Regions from separate parts of the Homo sapiens genome. Here region 1 is linked to region 2. Evidence: read pairs that join two places in POLR2A ChIA-PET (ENCODE). Cell type or tissue: MCF 10A. All regions are shown on one strand.

Region 1 (4,000 bases), 500 kb after region 2:
ACCATCATAGCTCACTGCAACCTCCAACTCCTGGACTCAAGCGATGCTCCCATCCCAGCCTCCTGAGTAGTCAGGACTACAGGCGTGTGCCACCATGCCCAGCTACTTTATGGCATCTTGCTATGTTGCCCAGGCTGGTCTTGAACTCCTGGCCTCATGCAATCCTCCCATCTTGGTCTCCAAAGTGCTGGGATTATAGGTGTGAGCCACCACACCTGGCCTTGCTTTGGCCAATTAACTGGGAGCAGAAGTGTCACTTTCGGGTAGGAGCCTTAAGAGCCAGTTTATGACTCGCCACGTTTGTTCCCCAGTGGGGGAGGGAGTAAGAAAAGAAATGGAAGCTCCCTCAGCCTGGGACCCTGAGTGAAGACAGCATGAAGCAGAGCCCTTGACCCACCACTGACCTGTGACCAATGTGTAGTATAAAGCAAAATAATCCTTTGTTGTTCTAAGTCACTAAGATTTGGGGGCTCTTTGTTACTGCAGAAAATCCTGACCTACCCTGACTAATACAGAGACAGGTATAGAATTGCTAAAAGATAAAGAAATAGGCCGGGTGTGGTGGCTCTCACCTGTAATCCCAGCATTTCGGGAGGGTGAGGTGGGCAGATCACCTGAGGTCAGGAGTTTGAGACCAGCCTGGCCAACATGGTGAAACCCCACCTCTACTAAAAATACAAAAATTAGCCGGGCGTGGTGATACACACCTGTAGTCCCAGCTACTCAGGAGGCTGAGGCATGAGAGTCGTTTGAACCCGAGAGGCAGAGGTTGCGGTGAGCCAAGAACACGCCACTGCACTCCAGCCTGGGCGACAGAGCAAGACTGTCTCAAAAACAAAAAAAAAACAAAACAAATATAGGAAGACTAAAAGAGAGAGATACAAAGTAATGATGAAAAGAAAAAGATGAACAGAAGTAGACAAAGAGAGAGAGAACAAAGGAAACCACAAAAGCAGCGGGTACGATGGCTTACGCCTGTAATCTCAACACTGGGAAACCAAGGTGGGAGGACCACTGAGCCCAGGAGATTGAGGCCAGCCTGGGCAATATAGCAAGACCCCATCTCTACAAAATGTTTAAAAATTAGGCCGGGCGCAGTGGCTCATGCCTGTAATCCCAGCACTTTGGGAGGCTGAGGCAGGCGGATCATGAGGTCAGGAGATTGAGACCATCCTGGCTAACACAGTGAAACCCCGTCTCTACTAAAAATACAAAAAATTAGCTGGGCATGGTGGCGGGCACCTGCAGTCCCAGCTACTCGGGAGGCTGAGGCAGGAGAATGGTGTGAACCTGAGAGGCAGAGGTTGCAGTGAGCCGAGATTGTGCCACTGCACTCCAGCCTGGGCGAGAAAGCGAGACTCCATCTCAAAAAATAAATAAATAAATAAATAAAAAATTAAGAATCAGCTAGGCGTGGTGGTGTGCACCTGTAGTCCCAGCTACTCAGGAGGCTAAGGTGGGAGGATCACTTGAGCCCTGGAGGGTGAGGCTGCAGTGAGCAGTGATTGTGCCACTGCACTCCAGACTGGGTGACCCAGTGAGACCCTGACTCAAAAAAATAAGAAAGAAAGAAAGAAAACCAGAGAAGCAAATAGAAAACAGGGTTTTCGTTGTATCATGCCGACTAAACTATGAGCTTTTTGAGACAGGGTTAGTGTCTGATTCATGAACACATACACACACAGGAATACATTCTGCACCCCACAAGCATGTCAAGTCCCTTAGCAAGTACTGGAAGAGTGGGTCACCTCCAGAGAAGGAAACTGTATGGCTCATCCCTCTCCTACCCCAGGATCAGGGACGTGTTCATCTCTCCCGCCCCCTCAGAGCCCAGCTACCTCACAGACATCTCTTTGACAGTGGGAAGGTTAAGAGGGAGTCAGGGTTCGGGAAGGGCTAGTCCCTCCCCAATCCAGCTGCCGGCCCTGGGGAAGAGATGATTAATAAAGGTTCCTGTTTACTAAGTACCTGGAACATTCCAGACACAATGACAAAGACTCAGTGTGCCACAACCTACTTAATTTCTAAAAACACAACCCCAGGGAGATTATCGTCTCGGTGTTACAAAGGAGGAAACAGAGGGTCTGAGAGGTGAAGCCACTTACCTAACATCACCCCACACAGCGCTGGGGTTCTAGCTCTGGTTGGATCCCAGTGCCTTGGGGCTTATCCCCTACACACTTGCTGGACTACAAGCTCATGATGGCAGAGACTGGGGTTGTCATGGTTATGATTATGTCCCCAGCACATGGCCTGGCACACGACAGACGCTCCAGAAACATTCTTTGATGCTTGGACTGAAGAATGTTAGTTGGGATTTTTTTAATAGTAATTTTTTTTTTTTTTGAGACAGGATCTCACTCTGTTGCCCAGGCTGGAGTGCAGAGGTGTGATCTTGGCTCACTGCAACCTCTGCCTCCCAGGCTCAAGCAATCCTCCTGCTTTAGCCTCCCGAATAGCTGGAAAACAGGCATATACCACCACATCTAGCTAGTTCTTTTTTCCTTTTAGTAGAGATGAGGTCTCACTGTGTTGCCCAGGGTGGTCTCAAATTTCTGGGCTCAGGCAATCCTCCCACCTCAGCCTCCCAAAGTGCTGGGATTATAGGCATAAGCCACCACACCTGGCCCCTTAATCATAAACATAATATCTTCTCTCTCTGTTTTATGTTAGATCCGGGCCGGGCACAGTGGCTCATGCTTGTAATCCCAGCACTTTGGGAGGCTGAGGTGGGTGGATCACCTGAGGTCAGGAGCTCAGAACCAGCCTGGCCAACATAGTGAAACCCACTCTCTACTAAAAAAAAAAATTAGCCGGGCGTGGTGGCGTGCGCTTGTAGTCCCAGCTACTTGGGAGGCCGAGGCAGGAGAATCACTTGAACCCGGGAGGCTGAGGTTGCAGTGAACTGAGATCTCGCCACTGCACTTCAGCCTAGGCAACAGAGTGAAACTCCGCACTGCACGCCCTCCAAAAAAAAAAAAAAAGTTAGATCCAATGGTTTATCTGGGCTTTCTCGGATTTTTTTCACAATGGTCTCAGCTTATATGCCCCTTCCTCCAGGAAGCCCTCTCTGATACCCTGTGTCTGGCCAGTGACCTCCTTCTGGGCTCACACATCCTCCTGACCACTCTGAACTGTGACTGTCGGCTGATTGGTCTGTCTCTTTCATGGGCCTGGGAGCTCCATGAGTGTCTTGGTCACTGCTGTTTCCCCAGCAAAGCTAACATAGGACCAAATACATGGTAGGGGCTTAGGGAGTGATTTTTGTCTCATTAGAAGAATAGGATAGCACACCTGTAATCCCAGCACTTTGGGAGGCTGAGGCAGGAGGATCACTTGAGCCCAGGAGTTCAAGACCAGCCTGGGCAAGATAGCAAGACCCCATCCCTACCAAAAAAAGAAAAAGAAAGAGAACACAATTTTAAAAAAAGGACAGGATGGTGAGAAGGAAGGAAGGAGGAAAGGGAGAAAGGAAGCTGAGCCTTTACGGTCAGAGAGGATTTCAAAATTAAGGGAGAAGGAAGCACGGGTATGCTGGGCAGTGGGAACGGCTTGAGCAATGCGTGGAGGCAGGACAACAGAAGAGTGTTCAAGGAACAGTGTGTACTCAGGCCTAGTTACAGCAGAGGGGGTCAGGAGGAGGGAAGGAAGTCGATTCTGGGAAGGCGCCTGGAGACCGGAGGCTCCAAACGCAGCACTGAGCCCCTGACTGCTCTCAGAGAGGGCACCTGAGCAGACAAAGCTGGGCCATGGAGGCAGATTCTGGAAGGATGAGAAAAAAACTGGAGATAGGGAGGCCTGGGAGGGAGACAAGTTAGGAACAGATCTACACACTGGAGGGTTTAAACGATGGGTTTGAAACTCAGCCAGAACTGAGTTAGAATCCTGGCTCTGACTTGACGTGGCCAACCCTAAGCAAAGAATCTCTCACCTCTCTATGCCTCAGCTTCCCCATCTGTTGTTTTTGTTTTTTTTTTTTTGAGACCGAGTCTTGCTCTGT
Region 2 (4,000 bases):
TCTAAAAATATTTCAATGGAAAATTCCAGATATAACTCCTAAGTTTTAAATTGCATGCCGTTCTGAGTACTGTGATGAAACCTCATGCCATCCCACTCTGGTTGGCCTAGAACGTGAATCCCCCCTTTGTCCAGCATCTCAGTGCTGTATCTGATACCTGTCTGTAAGTCACTTAGCTATCAGATCAACTGTCCTGGTACTGCAGTGCTCAAGTGCAGAGTTCAAGAAACTCTTATTTATCTAAATAATCGCCTGGCCGGGTGCTATGGCTCACATCTGTAATCCCAGCACTTTGGGAGGCCGAGGCGGGTGGATCACTTGAGATTAGGAGTTTAAGACAAGCCTGGGCAACACAGTGAAACCCCCGTCTCTACTAAAAATACAAAAAAATCAGCCGGGCATGGTGGCGCGTGCCTGTAATCCCAGCTACTCGGGAGGCTGAGGCACGATAACTGCTAGAACCCGGGCTGCGGAGGTTGCAGTGAGCCAAGGTCGCCACACTGCACTCCAGCCTGGGCGACAGAGAGAGACTCTGTCTAAAAAAAAAAAAAAAAGGCCCCAGGGTGCAAAATAGTGATGGCTGCAATTCGGATAGGCCAAAGAGAAGCCTTAAAGTGCTTCCTTTTAAGTGAAAAGGTGAAAATTCTCCACTTAGAAAAAGATAATCATATATATATGTACTGAGGTTGCTAAGATCTATAGTAAGAAAACAATCTATCTGCGAAATTGTGAAGGAAAAAGAAAGTTATGTGTAGTATATACAGGGTTTAGTATTATTCATTGTTTCAGGCTTTTGTGGGGGCTCTTAGAGAACGTATCCTGGTGAATAAGGGGAATCCCCCAACACAGATACACGTAGAAACATAGACACCCCCCTCCCCCAGCACACACACACAATGTCTGCGCTAGGATGTAAGAAGGACCAAGTTTTTCGTTTTGTTTTTTGAGACAGGTTCTTGCTCTATCTCCCAGGCTGCAGTACAGTGGCACAATCACGGCTCACTGCTGCCTTGACCTCCAGGGCTCAAGCGATCCTCCTGTCTCATCCTCCCAAGCAGCTGGGACTACAGGCGGCCACCACACTTGGCTAACTTTTCAATTTTTTTTTGTAGAGAAGAGGAGAGTCTCACCACGTTGCCCAGGCTGCTCTCAAACTTCTGGCCCCAAGCGATCCTCCCGCCTCGGCCTCCCAAAGTGCTGGATCGCAGGCAGAGCCACTCGGTGCCCGGCCCTGGGACCAAGTCTTGTAAGTGCGACTGCAGTTCTGCGTGTTGTTTACGCGTGTGCTTGTGCATCTGTGTTTGTGTTTCTGAGCTGGTATGTTTGTGACCCTGCGTGTATCTGTGGATGGTGTGTACGTGCATGTGTTGAGTATCTGTGTACGTGTCTCTCGTGTTTGCTCCGTGCGTGTACGCCTCTGTTCCCACCGCGTTGGCAAGGGAGGCTCTCCATCCGCAGACACAAAGTTTCCTTTTCTCCGTCAGCGGAGGGAGTGGAATGGTGCAAAGTCTGCAGAGGCCGGAAAGGGGAGGGTAGGGGAGCTCCTCAGTCGCGGCTTCCTAGGTGGCCGTTCCCAGACAAGGTCAGGTGCCCGCTCCCGCAGCCTCCGCGCCCTGAAGGCCCCGCGCCCGCAGCCCCCGCGCCGCCCGGAGGAGAAACAGTACAGTCCCGGGCGGGCGGCCCGAGTGGGGGCGGGGAGCCTGGGTCGGGTCCAGCCACCTGGCACGTGGGGCCCCGCCAGGGTCAGCGCGCGGGAGCTGGCGCCGCCGGCCGGAGAAGCCCTGGGGCTGGAGGTGGGTTCTGGAGCCGGGTCCCGTTCCGACCGCAGCATTCCTGCCCCCGCGTGAGTCACCGGGGGCACCTCCCCACCCCAGCGCTTCCGGCCGGCTTCGGGGGCGCGGAGCCAGAGCCGGGATCCCCCTTCCCAGGCCCCAACGGCCGCACCTTGAGTGAAGGGGACAGGAGGAACTGGGACCCCTTCCCCTCCAGAAGGTTCTTGCTTTACCGCAAGACGACAGGAGCAGGCCGATTCCAGATGTGCTTTCCAGATGTCCTGACCATCCCCCCACAACCCCTGCTCTCCGCCCCAGCTTTTCCAGAGAATGAGAGGGATGGAAGGAGGAGGGGCACGCCCTGAGTCAGATAGAGGGACAGACGCACACAAACGGACGAAATTCCTTCACACAGCAAACCCCCCCACACACACACTCACAATGAATCACACTTAAACACACAGGGGCTGTTATTAGCACAGAAGACGCAGCGCTTGGTAAGTTAACGGCACACAGATATGCAAGGGCTGATGTCACAAACACAGTGACACAAAAACACCGTGACTCACACATATACACGCGGGCTGACACTGATGTACATTCATAAAGAGACATGTATGCATACAAGCCAACGTGGGACAAACACATAAACACACAGTCACACATGTACACATTGATTACAAACACCTAGCGACGCAATGTACATCTAGGCTGATGCCAACACACACAGAAACTTAAATGTCCCTGTATATTCAGAGACACACACCACGTAACAGCGTACATGGAGTTGAGGTGGACAGATAGATACACACCAGGACACAATGAAGGGTCATTTTGACCTGCTCAGACACAGACACACCGACGCGTACACCTCACAGCCAAGCCTCCATCTACGCCATAAGATGGAGCTGGATGCGCCCAGGTTTCATGTTCACCCAGACACAGACTGATACAAAAACACATTTGCGCTGGGTGCGGTGGCTCACGCCTGTAATCCCAGTACTTTGGGAGGCCGAGGCCGGTGGATCACTTGAGGTCAGGAGTTTGAGACCAGCCTGGCCAACATGACAAACCTGTCATGAAACCCTGTCTTTACTAAAAATACAAAAATAAGCCAGGCGTGCCTGTAATCGCAGCTCCTCAGGAGGCTGAGGCAGGAGAATCCCTTGAACCCCGGAGGCGGAAGTTACAGTAAGCCAAGATCGTGCCACTGCACTCCAGCTTGGGTGACAGAGTGAGACTCCGTCTCAAAACAAAAACCCCAAAAAACAAAAAAACACAGTTTCGTAGATGCGCAGGCCTGATGCAGACACACAAGGATGGAGACACTGCCATGGACACATAGATTGACACAGAGACACATCTATACGCTGACTGGTAAGCATCCTTAGGTCATGTACTCAGAGGCAGCAGGGGCCAGTGCACACACAGGGAGACCAGAGAGAAGCAGAGGGTGCTGTTACACACACACACACACACACAGGTCTGTGACTACAGTCATACACCAACATGCTTACCCTGTGACATATACACACACGCCACAGAGACATCTATGGACACACACAGAAAGCTGGTAAGAGGCTGAGGGTTGAGAGCAGTGGCTCACGCCTGTAAATCCCAACACTTTGGGAGGCCGAGGCGGGAGGATCACTTGAGGCCAGGAGTTCAAGAGCAGCCTGGGCAACATGGCGAGACTCTGTCTCTACCAAAAAATTCAAAAACTATCTGGGTATGGTGGCACATGCCTATAGTCCCAGCTGCTTGAGGGGTGGGAGGGTGCTGAGGTAGGAGGATTGCTTGAGCCCAGGAGGTGGAGGCTACAGTGAGCCATGATCACAGTACTGCACTCCAGCCTGGGTTACACAGCGGGAGCTTATCTTGAAAAAAAATAAGGGGGAAAAAAGGTGGTAAGAAACACAAGTTATCCATGGACACGTTCTGATTCTGCAAGGGAACACAAGCTCTCACTAGGACACTCTCACACCCATAGCTGCACACCTGTGGGCTGACACTACCACCTCCATACAGAGAGGTGTGCACCATAGCCCCAAACCCACTACCCTCCAGGCACACTTTACTTTCATACAGTGAGTCCCAGCTGTGAACACACAAACACAAAAAAGAGGGACAGACACAGGCTGACACTGGTACACTCCATCATGCGCACACACACAGACACCCACACACGGGCAACCCCTAAGAAACGTAGAGAGAGAGACATGCTATAA

Evidence for each region. ChIA-PET counts read pairs that join two places held together with the same protein. Peaks named below come from ENCODE experiments on the same cell type or tissue, not always from the same donor. Only the 100,000 strongest peaks of a DNase experiment are listed, where the experiment ranks them.
Region 1: POLR2A ChIA-PET joins it to region 2 with 7 read pairs; 1 of 35 experiments calls an interaction of 5 or more read pairs at or near these places.

What each region holds. Positions count from the first base shown.
Region 1 is chr19:40,720,347-40,724,346 of GRCh38, reverse strand. All of the region lies in intron 1 of ITPKC (inositol-trisphosphate 3-kinase C), which reads right to left. Among named protein-coding and RNA genes, the nearest start is that of ITPKC, 5.2 kb to the right of the region's middle. In MCF 10A, no CTCF peak of the experiment used is centred here; DNase peaks (open chromatin) are centred at 1,916 and 3,606.
Region 2 is chr19:41,224,043-41,228,042 of GRCh38, reverse strand. All of the region lies in intron 4 of AXL (AXL receptor tyrosine kinase), which reads right to left. Among named protein-coding and RNA genes, the nearest start is that of AXL, 6.8 kb to the right of the region's middle. RefSeq lists an enhancer at 2,857-3,792. In MCF 10A, no CTCF peak of the experiment used is centred here; DNase peaks (open chromatin) are centred at 1,802 and 2,172.